Regions from separate parts of the Homo sapiens genome. Here all the other regions are linked to region 2. The links are chromatin loops, found by intact Hi-C in ENCODE. Cell type or tissue: IMR-90. All regions are shown on one strand.

Evidence for each region. Peaks named below come from ENCODE experiments on the same cell type or tissue, not always from the same donor. Only the 100,000 strongest peaks of a DNase experiment are listed, where the experiment ranks them.
Region 1: it touches region 2 in a loop (7-fold over the local background); 103 of 110 quality-filtered maps call a loop at or near these places.
Region 3: a loop joins it to region 2, with 4 times the contacts of the local background. A loop is called at or near these places in 4 of 110 quality-filtered maps.

What each region holds. Positions count from the first base shown.
Region 1 is chr2:186,501,417-186,506,416 of GRCh38, reverse strand. It overlaps ZC3H15 (zinc finger CCCH-type containing 15), which reads right to left. Exons shown (of 10, transcript NM_018471.3): 4 at 4,992-5,000; 5 at 3,830-3,921; 6 at 2,203-2,385; 7 at 820-966; 8 at 576-677. Among named protein-coding and RNA genes, the nearest start is that of ZC3H15, 18 kb to the right of the region's middle. In IMR-90, a CTCF peak has its summit at 2,132; no DNase peak of the experiment used is centred here; H3K27ac peaks cover 149 bases.
Region 2 is chr2:186,639,117-186,644,116 of GRCh38, reverse strand. It overlaps ITGAV (integrin subunit alpha V), which reads right to left. Exons shown (of 30, transcript NM_002210.5): 11 at 3,150-3,202; 12 at 2,529-2,731. Among named protein-coding and RNA genes, the nearest start is that of ITGAV, 52 kb to the right of the region's middle. In IMR-90, a CTCF peak has its summit at 2,199 (motif pointing right); a DNase peak (open chromatin) is centred at 2,186; H3K27ac peaks cover 1,498 bases.
Region 3 is chr2:186,272,998-186,277,997 of GRCh38, reverse strand. No RefSeq gene overlaps it. Among named protein-coding and RNA genes, the nearest start is that of LINC01473, 190 kb to the right of the region's middle. In IMR-90, no CTCF peak of the experiment used is centred here; a DNase peak (open chromatin) is centred at 2,827.

The DNA of each region.
Region 1 (5,000 bases), 140 kb after region 2:
AAGAATAGCAAGGTGGTATATGAAACTTCTTCCTCTGCCATCACATTTTTATATATAGAGTACAATTTTTTTCTTTCAACCCAGAGGCCAGAATTTTGTAAGTACACAAAAAATCAACAGTAAGTTATCTGTTATTACTAAATCTGTCAACAACCAAATGACTGTGCTATTGTCTCATGCTCCCTACACTGCAGTTTTAAATTAGTGCACTTGTCCCATAACTTTTAAGCATAAAATATTAACCAAAAAATAACTCTCTCTTTTAGAGGGAGGACAAAACATACTTTTTACAGGTAATACATATAGCACTCAACCACATACTAGGCACTGTCCTAAGCTGTATAAAGAACTACTAATTCATGAACTCGATTAATTCTCACAAACTATGATGTAGAGATAATCATTATGTCCATATTAGATGAGGGTGGAGGCCTAGATTAATTTCCCATGGTTGGAGTAAGGATTTGAACCCAGGCACTGTGGCTCTGATGTTGGTGGCTCTTAACCATGTTGTGGTATTTTCTATTGTTTCTTTCAATTAACATAAGGAGATGAGGCACAAAGCTTCCTCTTACCTCATCACCACCTGTTCCCTGGGTGTAGCGGGTATCATCTGCTTCCTCATCATCATCATTGACCAGTTCAGGACGAAATTCAAACACTTCACGACCACTGATCTATTGAGACACACAAATATATCAACTCAGGACAAAAATCTAAACATTCCTTGTCACTGATGAAATAGAAACAAAATCTTGCATGACACAGAAATTGAAAATGGAAGAATAAAGAATCAGTTTGGGTGAGCCTGAGACATACCACTAGTGCTTTCCCTGCTTTGAAGTCAGCTTTCCTTCTTTCCATATCTTGTTCAAGTTTATCAATCTTTTCTTGTCTTTTCCTTTTCTTCCAGGCAAGAAAAGATTCTAGAGTGATTTTGGTAACATTTGGACCTAGGGCAGAACGCTGCAATGGTAAAGAATTAATTTTTTTTCCACAGAAGTCACCTCAAATAGTGCTTAGTTGCAGTTATCTCTTAATGTGATTAATTCCTTGCCCATGACTATCCTGAAGATATTACATTGGAATAAGCTAATTTATGTATTTTTTTACTTTACGTGGCAATGAGCAAAATGAGTATCCAGAGATACAAACACTAAAAATATATTATTCTGAGCTAGATTTCTTCTCACCATTGAAGATGAGTAACTTGTCATAAGAAATTGTTTTAACATGAATCAATTGCTGAAAATAATAAATATATTATAAAAAGCACCATAACAATATCCAAGTTTCATTTGTGTTCCTGAGAAGATGAGAAATAAAACTAAACAAACAAACAAACAAACAAACACCTACTCCTCAGGGCCAATAATCAAATAATAAATATATAGAACAAAAAATTTGCTGAACACTTGCCAGGTATTAAATGCTTTACACACACTATGCACTGATCCCCACAAATAGGTGAACAAAGGGTAATGGGGAATTTACCAAAGATGAATAGCTAACAAGTGTCAGAACCAGTATACAAACCATCTCAAATATACCTGATTCTGAAGTCTACATTTTCTATTATAGTGTGTTATATCCTGAGTGAGACACTAAATAATAAGGCAAAATGGATATAGTTTTTAATATGCAACCCTAAATCTAATGTTTCTAATAATCTCAAAATTTTCATAGAATAAAACTGTGTTTTGTACGGAGCCAAAGACAAGTAGCTGAATATCCTCTTCAGACTCATTCCCTTCTATAAGCAGAGTGAGTGTTTTGAGTCCAGAGCTGATAAAACATATAATTTAAAAACTAGAGTGTTGTCTTCTTCCGTACATATGCTAATAACTAATATACTAGTGAAAAAAGATATCAGGGCGAAAAATCTAAAACTATAAAAATTCAACCAATCTGAGAACTAAGCATTTTTAGTAACTCAATCTTACAGAAATAATTTGATAAGCCATTAGCTAGTACTTAAAAGACTGTTTCACAATCCTAAAATTAATGTCATGATTGGCTAATGTTTATGGCTAGGTTAACATTTTACACATACAAGAATAATTAAAGTAGGGCAACTTTGGGAATAGATCACAATATTTTTTTTTTCCTTTCATAAAAGGCTATTGCCCCAAGTGGTAAGTATTAGAATTTCACAATAAATACTGCTTTCAGTTTTTATGGTAGGAAAAGGATACCAGTTACCTCTCTCTCAATTAGATCTTCTAATGAAATTTCATCTTCTTTCTCTTCTTTCTTTTTATCTTTTTTCAACACAAATCCAGGAGGAAGTGCATGACGATACATGCAAATATCACCCCCTCCAGGGCATACCCAAAACCAGCCATACTTGTTGTTTTCAATAGCTTCCAGGAAATGCTTGCACACCTATAGAGACAATATTATTCACAAGCGGTGGCTCAGTGTAGGCCATTTCCAAGGTAAATGCCTGAGTATATGGAACAAGTATACACACAAGTACGTTATATTACACAAGTACATTCTATTCATTTCTGCACATAAGGGTGCTCTGTCTAGCCTCTATTCTGTGCAGAAATGCAACAGAAGTTTATCTTAAAATATGTAGAACAATGGCAAATTCCCTTAAAGGGGAATCTATACAGTTTTCATTTGTTCTAAATTCTAAATCATACGAAAATGACTTACTTGTTTCAGTTACCCTTTGTAAATGTACGCCCCCGAATCAGAATATACAATTAGCTATAAAAAATAAAATCAGGCCAGGCGTTGTGGCTTACACCTATAATCCCAGCACTTTGGGAGGCCGAGGCGGGCGGATCACCTGCTGAGGTCAGGAGTTCAAGACCAGCCTGGCTAACATGGTGAACCTCCACTTCTACTAAAAATACAAAAAATTAGCTGGCCGTGGTGGCACATGCCTGTAACCCCAGCTACTTGGGAGGCTGACGCAGGAGAATCTCTTGAACCCGGAAAGCAGAGGTTGCAGTGAGCTAAGATTGCGCCACTGCACTCCAGCTTGGGCAACAAGAGCAAAACTCCGCCTCAAAAATAAAATAAATAGAATAAATGATTTTCTTTGGTTTGATCTTTCCTAAATAAAAATGAATCACAAGCAGTATACAGGAGCAAGGTACAAAAGGAACACAAAGAGAGTGACCCTTCACAACATGGATAGAAGATACAATTGTATTTAAGCCTCAAGTATTAAGCTTTGCAAGTAAGAGAAAATTAACAAACAGTATCCGCCCCCAAAAACAAACATAACAGATGTGTATGAATGTAGTATTTAGAATTATTCTAGCACAGCAAGACTTTTTACTGTAACTTCACTATAAATATAGACATAAATGCAAAGTTTGAGACATCAAGAACCAATTTTTAAAGGTACATTTCCTGGAATTAGAGCCACTACCTACCAAAAATTCATTTTGGAATTCATATGTAGAAATATTTTAAACCTTAAAATTTAAAAATCTATCCCTATTAAAACTAAATACATTATTAAGTGGGTTAGTTTAACAGGCCTCCTTCCACTCTGTGCAAAAAAATAGGGATTTTTGTCTGGATATGTAATTTTGTTTATCCATATTTGAGAACGTTCACCTCAGAAAATGGCATTTAAAGGACTTCAGTAACATAGTTTTATTCTTGTTCAGCTATTTCTGAACAAGAATCTATAAAATCTAACTTGTAAATTCCAAAAATAAAGCTTCGTGTACCTTATCTTGATGAAATCAAATTTTCCAGTAACTTACAGAATAATCTAATAGAAAATAGCAGCAAATACCTTGCCACATAATTCTCCCTAATGATAAATATCACAGCAACTCAATTCAAGAAAAGGACATACTATTTGAGTTTTTGGTTTTTTCTTTTCCGCCTCACCGTGCTTCTTGTTCACTACTTCTTCCAGCTTTTTCTCATCCCAATTATCCATAGTATCTAAATAAAGAAATGAAGATTAAATACTGTAATCTTATCTACTACTCCCACAACACATATCTCCTTAGACACTAATGCTGTGTTATAAGACTCATGGCTTAACACATTTTTCTTTTTCTTTTTGTTGAGACGGGGTCTCACTGTTGCTCAGGATGGAGTGTGATAGCATGATCACGGCCTACTGAAGCCCTAACCTCCCTCAATCAGCCTTGATTGACTGAGCTCGATCAATTCCTCCTGCCTTAGCCTCCCAAGCAGCTGGGTCTACAGGTATGCAACACAATGCCTGGCTAATTTTTCTATTTTTTTGTAGAGATGGGGTCTCATTATGTTGCCTATGCTGGTCTTGAACTCTTGGGCTCAAGTGATTCTTCCTGCCTTGGCCTCCCAAAGTGCTGGGATTATAGGCATGAGCCACTGCTCCTGGCCTCACGGTTTTCTTAAAACACCAAAGGCAGAAATAAATAGTTTTAAGATTATTCACCAAGGCCGGAGCAGTGGCTCATGCCTGTAATCCCAGCACTTTGAGAGGCCAGCGTGGGCAGATCACGAAGTCAGGAGATCAAGACCATCCTGGCCAACATGGTGAAACCCCATCTCTACTAAAAATACAAAAATGAGCTGGGCGTGGCGGCACGACCCTGTAGACCCAGCTACTTGGGAGGCTGAGGCAGGAGAATTGCTTGAACCTGGGAGATGGAGACTGCAGTGAGCTGAGATCGTGCCACTGCACTCCAGTCTGGGCGACAGAGCCAAGACTCCGTCTCAAAAAAAAAAAAGAAAATTATTCACCAAAGCTTCCTAAGTACTTTGGATAAATGAGCAGGTAGTACTGAAGGAAAGGGTGACAGACAATTCCAAAATAAATCACTGTTTTTTAAAGTATCTTCATTTACTTAAAGGGCATATTATGGTAATTTTCAGATTTTATAAAAAATAATAAACCCAATTAATTATTTTTTATAAACAGTCTATTAAGATTGAAATGTTCTTCAATTTAATAAATATCTTAGTAGCAAACCGAAAGTATTCAACATTTATTTTTAAGAGAGTGTTTTTAAAAAAATTACCTTTTTCAA
Region 2 (5,000 bases):
CAAAAATCAGCCATGCACAGAGGTGCACATTGGTAGTCCCAGCTACTTGGGAGGGTGAGGTATGAGAATTGCTTGAGCCTGGGAAGTCGAGTCTGCAGTGAGCTGTGATTGTACCACTGCACTCCAGCCTGGGTGACAGAGCAATACCCTGTCTCAACAAATAATAAATAAAGTATTCATTAAAACATAATTTTGCAACAAAAGATGGCTCCAACGTTGAGTGACTGTTTAATAAAAATTATCTGTAACTTTCCTAAACGTTTCATTATTTTATACATGTTAATCATCTTCTCTCTTCGCTATCATCTGTCGAGTCTGGAAAATCCTACACATTCATGCAATTGATTTCTTCCTTTGATCATTTTAGATGCTCTTTCCTGCTTTTCTTTTTTTTCCTCTGCTTTTTCTGGAAAAGTACTGATAAAAAACTGCACATAATTACCTTGGGGCTATATAAAATTTTGGAACATAACTTTATTGTTTTGTTTTCAATATCCCTCTTGATGATGCCTAGGGTGGGGGTAGGTGGAAAGAGAGGAATATAGGAATACAGGAACAATGACACTTAATGTCTTCATGTATGAACAACAACAAAAGATCTAACATAACTAATAGAACATATACATGTATAATGTAACTATATTTGCACATATGTACTAAATACTATACATAAATACAGCTCAGATAATTTTTCACTAAAGACATTATCATTCACAATCTACTATTTGCTACAGTAAGACCCAAGGAGAAACCTTGGGAGACCATAATCATCCTCTATGGATGATTTTATCTATATTTTAGCCCTTTGTAAAATCATTGTAAAACTTCACATTTTTTAAAGCTGTTGTCTATATTTGTTCTACTGACAGACGACACATTATAACAAAAACTTAGAAAGCTGGAAGAGATGTTGGCTAGATCACAGTAATGAGAAAACTTTCTTTAAAGTAACTGGAATAACATCAAGACAAGGTGAAGATCACACATGACCAGGCTTCCCAGAAAACCTGGGAGACAGAGGCCCAGCTACATAGCAAAGAATTCATTAACTTTATTCATGATGGAACCTCAAACTTAGCCCTGTATTTCCTATGTAGCTTTTGTTATGATTAAGTAATGATTTGGTCTGTTATATAGTGTTCTTTTCACATTTTATTATGAACTTCATACCATAGCTCCATTTGATTTATGCTAAGTTCTCTTTGTGGTAAAAATCTTTAAGCCTCTATTTTAGGTAGCAGATGTACCTCTGAGTAGATGTTCCCTACCACTGAAACTTCTCCTGTTGGCCAGGCACAGTGGCTCACATCTGTAATTCCAGCACTTCGCACAGCCAAGGCAGGAGGATCACTTGAGCTCAGGAGTTAGAGACCAGCCTGGGTAACATGGGAAGACCTCAGCTCTACTAAAAAAAATAAGCTGGGCTAGGTGGTGGGAGCCTGTAGTCCCAGCTACTCAGGAGGCTGAAGTGGGAGGATCTCTTGACCCTGGGAGGTTGAGGCTGCAGTGAGCCATGATTGCACCACTGCATTCTAGCCTGGGTGACAGAGTGAGACCCTGCCTCAAAAAAAAAAAAAAAAAGAAAAAAAAGAAAGAAACAAAGAAAAAGAAATGACTACGGTTAATCTTCCAGATGACACATCTAGTAAATGACAGCACCTACCCACAAGACAGGTGTGAAATCTTGAGGGCAAACAACATTTACCTTTCCACTACTGTTTGAGACATACAACAAGTCATCTGTATTTTTAAAGTTTTCTTCTTAATGTATACCTTTCCTTTAGGTTTTAAGGGGGCATAGGCTTACTATACTGTTGATTACACAAACTAGTTCAACTATCCATTCTGTGATCTCTAGAAAGGTTTTTAACAGATTAAAAAAAAAATCTTGGTAATTTGTAACCTATATTTCAGGTTTCTGAAAAGAGTTCTAAAGTAAAAGCTAACTTTGCTTTTTAAAGATATCGACAACTATTAAAATGGTACTATTATAAACGAATAGGCTTATACTTTTAATATGCCACCATAAAGGGAGATATAACATCCCTTAGAACATTTTGGACAGCTACAACAAAGTTATGGCTTTAAAAATATTAATGGCAAATCATACCTTTGAGGTATGCATTAGTCAGCATTGCCTTGACAATGTGCCTGGAAGCATTTTTTTTTAACACTTGTAGCCAAATGAACAGAAGAGGGCACTGCTGCTAAGCAGGATGCAGAAACACATACCAGCTAGCAGTAGGCACCAGGGTAATGAAGGTTCCTTTCAGAAAGTAATCATTCTGACCTTCTAATTTGAGGCCAAGTGAATAATAACTCATGAGAGTCCATTATTGAAATCTTTGCTCTGATTTTTAAAGAAAAATAGCAAACTGTCTTTAAATTTGGTGTGTTACTCACTTACACACAATCCACCTTTCCAGGAAGGAGATTTGCTCGTGTAGACTTCTACAGATGGACTTACAGAACTTTTCCAGGTGGACACAGATAATCAGGGACCTGTAGCTGCTAAACTTTGATCTTACCATTGAAACCATCCTGGTCCAGATCTCCCAAAGGAGCTATGGCACTGCCAAACCGTGCAAAGACCTCAAATCCATTCAGCTTTGTCGTCTGGAAGTCTCCTGAAGCTCTCTGTAGAGACACTGAGACCTGCCCCACCTCTTGGAGTTTGCCATCAGAGCCACGATCCATGAAGAGAGGTGCTCCAATAAACACATCTGCATAACTAGAAGAACAGAAACTTCTCACCAAAGCAAGAACAAATTTCATGTCTTAGTAGGCATTTTCTTTCTTACTACAACTCACTTTTCCTCTTTCTGCATCTCTCACACCCACAGTGAAACACAAAATGATTACCAGAGCACTCATTTCAAATTTGAAACTTCCTTTAATTCTTTTAAGAAACTATGAATAATTCATAAAATTACTTTATTTGTTCATGTTATAAAAGCTACTGAAAAAAAACAGAACAAACATATGAGGTTTTCTAGAATTCATGATTAAGGTTGCTTCAAATTGTTTCCTTAAACAGAAAGATTAGCAGAAAAGGAATACAAAAACAGAAGAAAAAAATGTTTAGTTTGAGTAAAGTATTCGTAAACATGAGAAGATAACTTTCTGGAAACATTTTTTTTTAAACTTACTCATCTCCATTAATGTCAGTGGCAGCTACAGAAAATCCGAAATATGCAGCCATCTGGATAAAAAGATGAAAATGAAATGTTTATATTTCATCCAATTAGTTTAGACAATTAACATTTGTAATATATGTACCAAATAGGGTTATTTTTTTTCTCTGCATATAGTGCTTCAATCTAAATGTCTTGTCTTTTGTTTATTCTACCAACACAATGACAATCAGGTAATGAGGCTTGTTGTTTTCCTAGATCATGGACACAATATATTACATGTATATACACAATATATTACATGTATATCCTTCCAGTGTTGTTGATATATGACATTTAAGTCTAAGGACTATCAATTCTCCTTCTCAGGCCTACCCTACTATCTCCCTTTCTCTCCACTTCCCAAAACATACCAGACACAAGCACACTAACAAAGATATATAGTCACAGACAAATGTTGTGATTGAACCCAACAAGTTTTATATGGATGCCTATGTCATGAGGATAATAGATAATAATTATTAATAACAGATAATAATTGGCTCCCCTATGTGTAACTACTACTACTGTTTAAAAATTACTGTTTGGAAAGATATGGAAAGGAGCTCATTTTTGTGTCATATCTCTATAGATTACTTGCCACATGATTTTGCTTTTGAATCACACACAGTACAAATGTGTTTGGGTTTATTATGAGCTTATAATGCACAGGGAGCAGAAATGTCCTCTTCCCTACCACAGGAGACCACAGGCTTGCATAGGATGAGCAGCTTAGCTGTAAATAAATGTGAAAAAGGAAAGCTCTAAAGAGAGCTGAAAGTGCAAAACAAAACTAAAAGAGATGACAGATTAAATATAAAGTAAGGTGAAAAATGAGTCAACAAACCAAAAAAGGAAAGTTAGCAATGCTTCTCAAATTTGATTGGCTCAGATATCAAGGGAGAATGATAAGGGAGATTCCTGCATTATCTATTTTGGGTTGATACAGTGTAATTGGGAAAATGAAAGGTGTGTTCTGTATTAAATAACAAGTTCAGAGCTTGTGAAATAAAATATACTGTGTTTGGGGTACAAGGTTGATGTGCCGACTATGTAACAGAATAATATTCATGGGCCTTAGTCACCTATGGTGTTTGGCTTGGAAGTGTAAAGAAAGGATGGCATTTACTGAGACACACTTTGTCCCGGGCACTATGATTCGAATGTTTTCTTTTGATTCTCACAACTGTCCCATGAGGAAGTTGTCAGCATCCCTATTTTTATAAATAAGAAACAGATTTTCAGCAGCAAATACCTTATCCAATGCAATAACAGATTGAGCATGGAAAACCCAGGTTTGTCCTCATCTAAAAGCCACGCTTCCCACTCCTCTCTAGCCACCCCCACTTCCCAATAGTGGAAGGAGGAATAAAGCAAGTATCATTGAGTGCATGCAGTAGGATCCAGACTCATACATGGTCACCAGACAGGAGAAGCTGCTTGAGCTGGAGAAGTCAAAACGGAACAAAGGGACCACCCCTGCAGCAACCCTAACTGCCTGTCAACTGCAGGGCCCTCCAGGTTGTGCATCAATCTTGACTGCCATACAAATGGGAGGAGGTTTCTGGGGACCATGAGTCTAGTCAGTCAGCCTGTCAATCCTATCCCAAAGCCCAACAATCTCAACTGAACAAAAAGGCTTGAATCCCAGATCTGCAAACTTTGAGAAAGATTTTTCTCTACCTACTGTTTAAATGTTTATTCATCATTACCAACTTATGGTATAATTCTTTGAGACATACAACAGAGAATATTATAAAATGCCTGTACTCGCAGAGAAATGTCTAATACTTAAAAAGTACTAGCATTTTTTTAGCTGAGAAATAT
Region 3 (5,000 bases), 370 kb after region 2:
GGGAAGAGAAAATAGAAGTTGAGAATGAACTTAGAGTGTTAAAGGAACTGAAAGAAGTCTGCAGGACTGGAGTGCAGTCAACTTGGGAAAGCCCAGGATGAGATACAGGTGATTAGGAAGGCAGAGGCCAGATCATGTTGATTTTTATACATCAAAGTTATGATTCTGAATTTTATTCTTAGGGCAATGAGAAGGAATTCCACTGAGGGTTTAATATATTTTTTCATTATGAAATATGTCATGCATGCAAAAGAGTGTGTATCTACTGCTTAATAAAGAGAATGTTGCCTACATCAACAAATAGCGCTGAAGCCTACTTATTCCTTAGTAATAGGATTCCCCTGACGCTCTCCCCATCTGAATTTTATGTTTGCATTCCATATACCTTCTTTCTAGTTATTTTATGTGCTGCAAATATAGTTTAGTTTTCCTCTTTTTGAATTATAAATTATATATTGAATTCACATAGTATATATTCCTCTGTGACTTCCTTTTTTGCCTCAATATTTTATATTTGTATTTTTTCTGCTAGATATTATTTTATTGCATTGCTACACCACAATTTATTGACCTGATCTATTAGTGATTGATCCTTGATTATTTCCTCCCCCATCCCATTTTTTGCTCTAAAGAAAAATACAGCTGTGAACAAACTTGCACTTGTTCCCAGATGCATATATGTAAGACTTTGTCTAGAGAATTGTTGCATGTAGGACATATGCATCTCCAACTTTAGTAGGAGATACAAAATCATTTTTCAAAGCAACTCTACCAATTTACATATGTACCAGCAGAGGACAAAAGTCTGAATTCTTGATATCCTCTCTAACACTTGATATTGTCAAATTTTAATTTTTAAAATGAAATCCAATGAGATAAAATGCTGACTCCTTATGATTTTACATTAAATTTCTCTGGCCGTCAGTAAGGTCAAGCAGTTTTACGTTTCCTTTTTTTTGTTTACTTTTTTCATATACTTTGTCATTTTTCTACTGATTTGTGTGTGTGGTTTTAAGATATGTTCAAAATATGAGCCTAATTTAGTTTATGATCTCAGTTATATTTGTAGCAAATATCTTGATACAATTTGGCTGTGCCCCCACCCAAATCTCACCTTGAATTGTAATAATCTCCACATGTCAAGGGCAGGGCCAGGTGGAGATAATTGAATCATGGGGGTTGTTTCTCCCATACTGCTCTACTGGTAGTGAATAAGCCTCTTGAGATCTTACGGTTTTATAAATGGGAGTTACCCTGCACAAACTCTCTTGCCTGCTGCCATGCAAGATGTGACTTTGCTCTTTATTCATCTTCTGCCATGACTGTGAGGCCTCCCCAGCCATGTGGAACTGTGAGTTGATTAAATCTCATTCCTTTATAAAGTACCCAGTCTTGGGTATGTCTTTTTTAGCAGTGTGAGAACAGACTAATACATATCCTTCACTCTGTGGCTTTTCTTTTAATTCTCTCAATGATATTTTTGATGAAAATATATTCTTAATTTTAATGTGGTCTAATTATAAACCAACTTTTTATGGTTAATGCTTTTATAATCTTGTTTAAAAAGACTTTTGATACCTCAAGTCACAAAATTTATTATCCTATATTACCTTCTAGGAATTCTATTTTATTTTTCCTTTTACATACAGATTTACAATTACTAAGAATCTAGTTTAGTCTTTGATATGAGACCAACTTTCCTTTTGTCTTATATGGATATGCAATTGTATACTGCTTCTACTCTTACTTTTTTTCTTTTTTTCTGAGATGGAGTCTTGCTCCATCACCCAGGTTGGAATGCAGTGGCACCATCTCGGCTCACTGCAACCTCAGCCTCCCAGGTTCAAGCGATTCTCCTGCCTTAGCCTCCTGAGTACCTGGGACTACAGGTGCACACCACCACACCTGGCTACTAATTTTTGTGTTTTTAGGAGAGACAGGGTTTCACCATGTTGGCCAGGCTGGTCTCAAACTCCTGATCTCAAGTTATCTGTGGGCCTTGGCCTCCCAAAGTGCTGGGATTACTAGCGTAAGCCACTGCACCCAGCCTCTACTCTTGTTTATAATTATTTCCTTGTGTGTTTAGTGATATAAGTAATTTTAAAAAATCATCCATACCTGCTATAAACTAAATATTTGTGCCCCCCCTAAAAATTCATATGTTGAATTCTAACCCACAATGTGATAGTATTAGGAGGTGAGACCTTCAGGATGTGATTATGTCATTAGGGTGAAGTCCTCATAAATGGGATTAGTGTCCTTATAAAAGAGATCCTGAAGAGCTCTCTTGCCCCTTTGACCATGTGAGGACATGGCAGAAAGATGGCCTTCTATAAACCTGAGGGCCTTCACCTGACATGAAATCTGCCAGAACCTCGATATTGAACTCCAGCACTGTGAGAAATAAATTTTGTTGTTTACAAGCCACTGTATCTGTGGTATTTTGCTAAAGTAGCCTAAATGAATTAAGACACTGTGGAAAGAAAATAAAATCTCAGAACCTCAAACTTACTATGCTAAAAGAAAAAGTTAAGCTTGGAAATTGTGTCACACACACACAAACTTCTTTCCCTTTTCTTCCTAAACAGATGTCTCCCCAGGTGGCCTCCCTCACCCTGACAACGTAAATAACGGCTTATCTTCATAGGTATGGGATCAGAGGAGACTAGAAATCATCCCATCGCCCACCTTGAGACAAATACATGTTTGACTTATTCCTCTACACAATGTTTATTTTACGTAAAGTGCAGATTTACTAAGCATGAGATGAATACATAACTGACTATTCATCTACCCCCTTCTTTCCACAGGCAACATGTGGATTCAGTGAACATTACTCATAGCCTCGAAAGAATGCAACCTCTTGTCTCATTTGTCTACACTCCCGCTTTTTTTTTTCTTTCCTCCCTCCCCTCCTGCTTGCATTTTCCCCTTTAAATATTGAAGCACTCAAAACTGTCTTTGGAGAAATCATGAATCACACATGTTCCTGTGATTTTGTGTTACTCTTTCCCAAGTGTGTCCTTCAATCTTGACAGAATGAACCTCTAAATTGGTTGATAATCACCTTTGTTTTTTTTTGATTTACAACACATCTTATTGCTTTGTTTTGCCACATTTGTTGCAAATCAAGGATCCACACACACCCCAGTTATCTCTTTTGTAGATAATTTTTTGATTTTAAAATTTTAAAATTTATTTTTACGTGGTAAAAAAATACGTAATGTAAAATTTACCATTTTAACCATTTTAAGGATACAGTTCAGTGGCATTAAGTGCATTCACATTGTTTTACAGCCATCACAATCATTCATTTCAGAAATTTTTCATCTCCCCATAATGAAACTCTGTTGTAATTGTTATTATTACTTATTGATAGATAATGTATATATTTACAGGGTACATGTGATATTTTGATACAGTCATATAATATGTGAATTTTCAAATCAAGATAATTGAGATATCAATCACCTTAAACATTTATCTTTTATTTTTGCTGGGAACATTCAAATTATTCTCTTCTAGCTATTTGGAAATATACAATATATTATTTACTATAGTTACTTTACTGATTTATTGAACGCTAGGTCTTATTTCTTCTATCTAACTGTATTTTTGAACCCATAAATCAACCACTGTTCATGCACCCCTCCCCTGTACCTTCTCAGCCTTTGGTAACCATCAGACTATTTTCTATCTTCCTGAGATCCAGTTTTTTAGGTCTCACATATGAGTGAGAATATGTAACATTTGTCTTTCTGTGCCTTGCTTATTTTATTTAACATAATTACCAACAATTCCATTCATGTTGCTGCAAATGACAGACTTTCATTCTTTTTTATGGTTGAATAATATTCCATTGTATAGATATACCATATTTTTTAAGTTCATTTATCTGTTGATGGAGACTTAGATTGATTCTATGTTTTGGCTAATGTGAATTCTATGTTTTGGCTAATGTGAATACTGCTGCAATATAGATGAGAGAAGAGTACAGATATCTCTTTGACATATTGATTTCCTTTCTTTTGGGTATACATCCAGTAGTGAAATTGCTGGATCATATGGTAGTTCTGATTTTTAGTTTTCTGAGGAAAATACATATGGTTTTCCTTAGTGTCTCTGTTGATTTTTAAGTCTTTAACAAATTTTTATTTCAATACATTAGGTGTATGTTTCCTTTTTTCTTTTGTATGGAGGCTTGGGATCAATTTTTGAAACTCAGAAATGGCTTATCACATGAATTCCATATCTTCTAATGTGTCTTTGAATTATTATTATTATTATTATTTTGAGACAGTTTCTCTCTTGTTGCCCAGGCTGGAGTGCAATGGTGTAATCTTGGCTTACCGCAACCTCCACCTCCCGGTTCAAGCAATTCTCCTGCCTCAGCCTCCTGAGTAGCTGGGATTACAGGCATGCACTACCATGCCTGGCTAATTTTGCATTTTTAGTAGAGATGGGGTTTCTCCATGTTTGTCAGGCTGGCCTTGAACTCCCAACCTCAGGTGATCCTCCCACCTCGGCCTCCCAAAGTGCTGGAATTACAGGTGCAAGCCACCCACCTGGCTGAAAAATGAGTGTCTTAATCAGTTTTGTGCTGCTGTAACAATACCTGAGTCTGGGTTACTTACAAAGACAGAAATGTCTTGGCTTACCGTTGTGGTTGGAAAGTCCAAGATCAAGGAGTTGGCGTCTTACAAGGGCCTTCTTGCTGTGTCATCACATAGTGGAGGGTAAGAGGTTGGGTGAGAGGCAGAGAAAGGAGTGGGGGAAGAGAGAGAGGACTGAATTCATCCTTTTATAATGAACCTACTCTAGTGATAACAAACCCACTCCTACAATAGTGGCATTAATCCATTTATAAAGCTCAAGCCCCCACTGTCTTATCACCTTCTTATACGCTCCACCTCCCAACACTGTTGCACTGGGGATTAGGTTTCCAATACATGCTTTTTGGGAGACACATTCAAATCATAGTAATGAGTTATTTACTCATA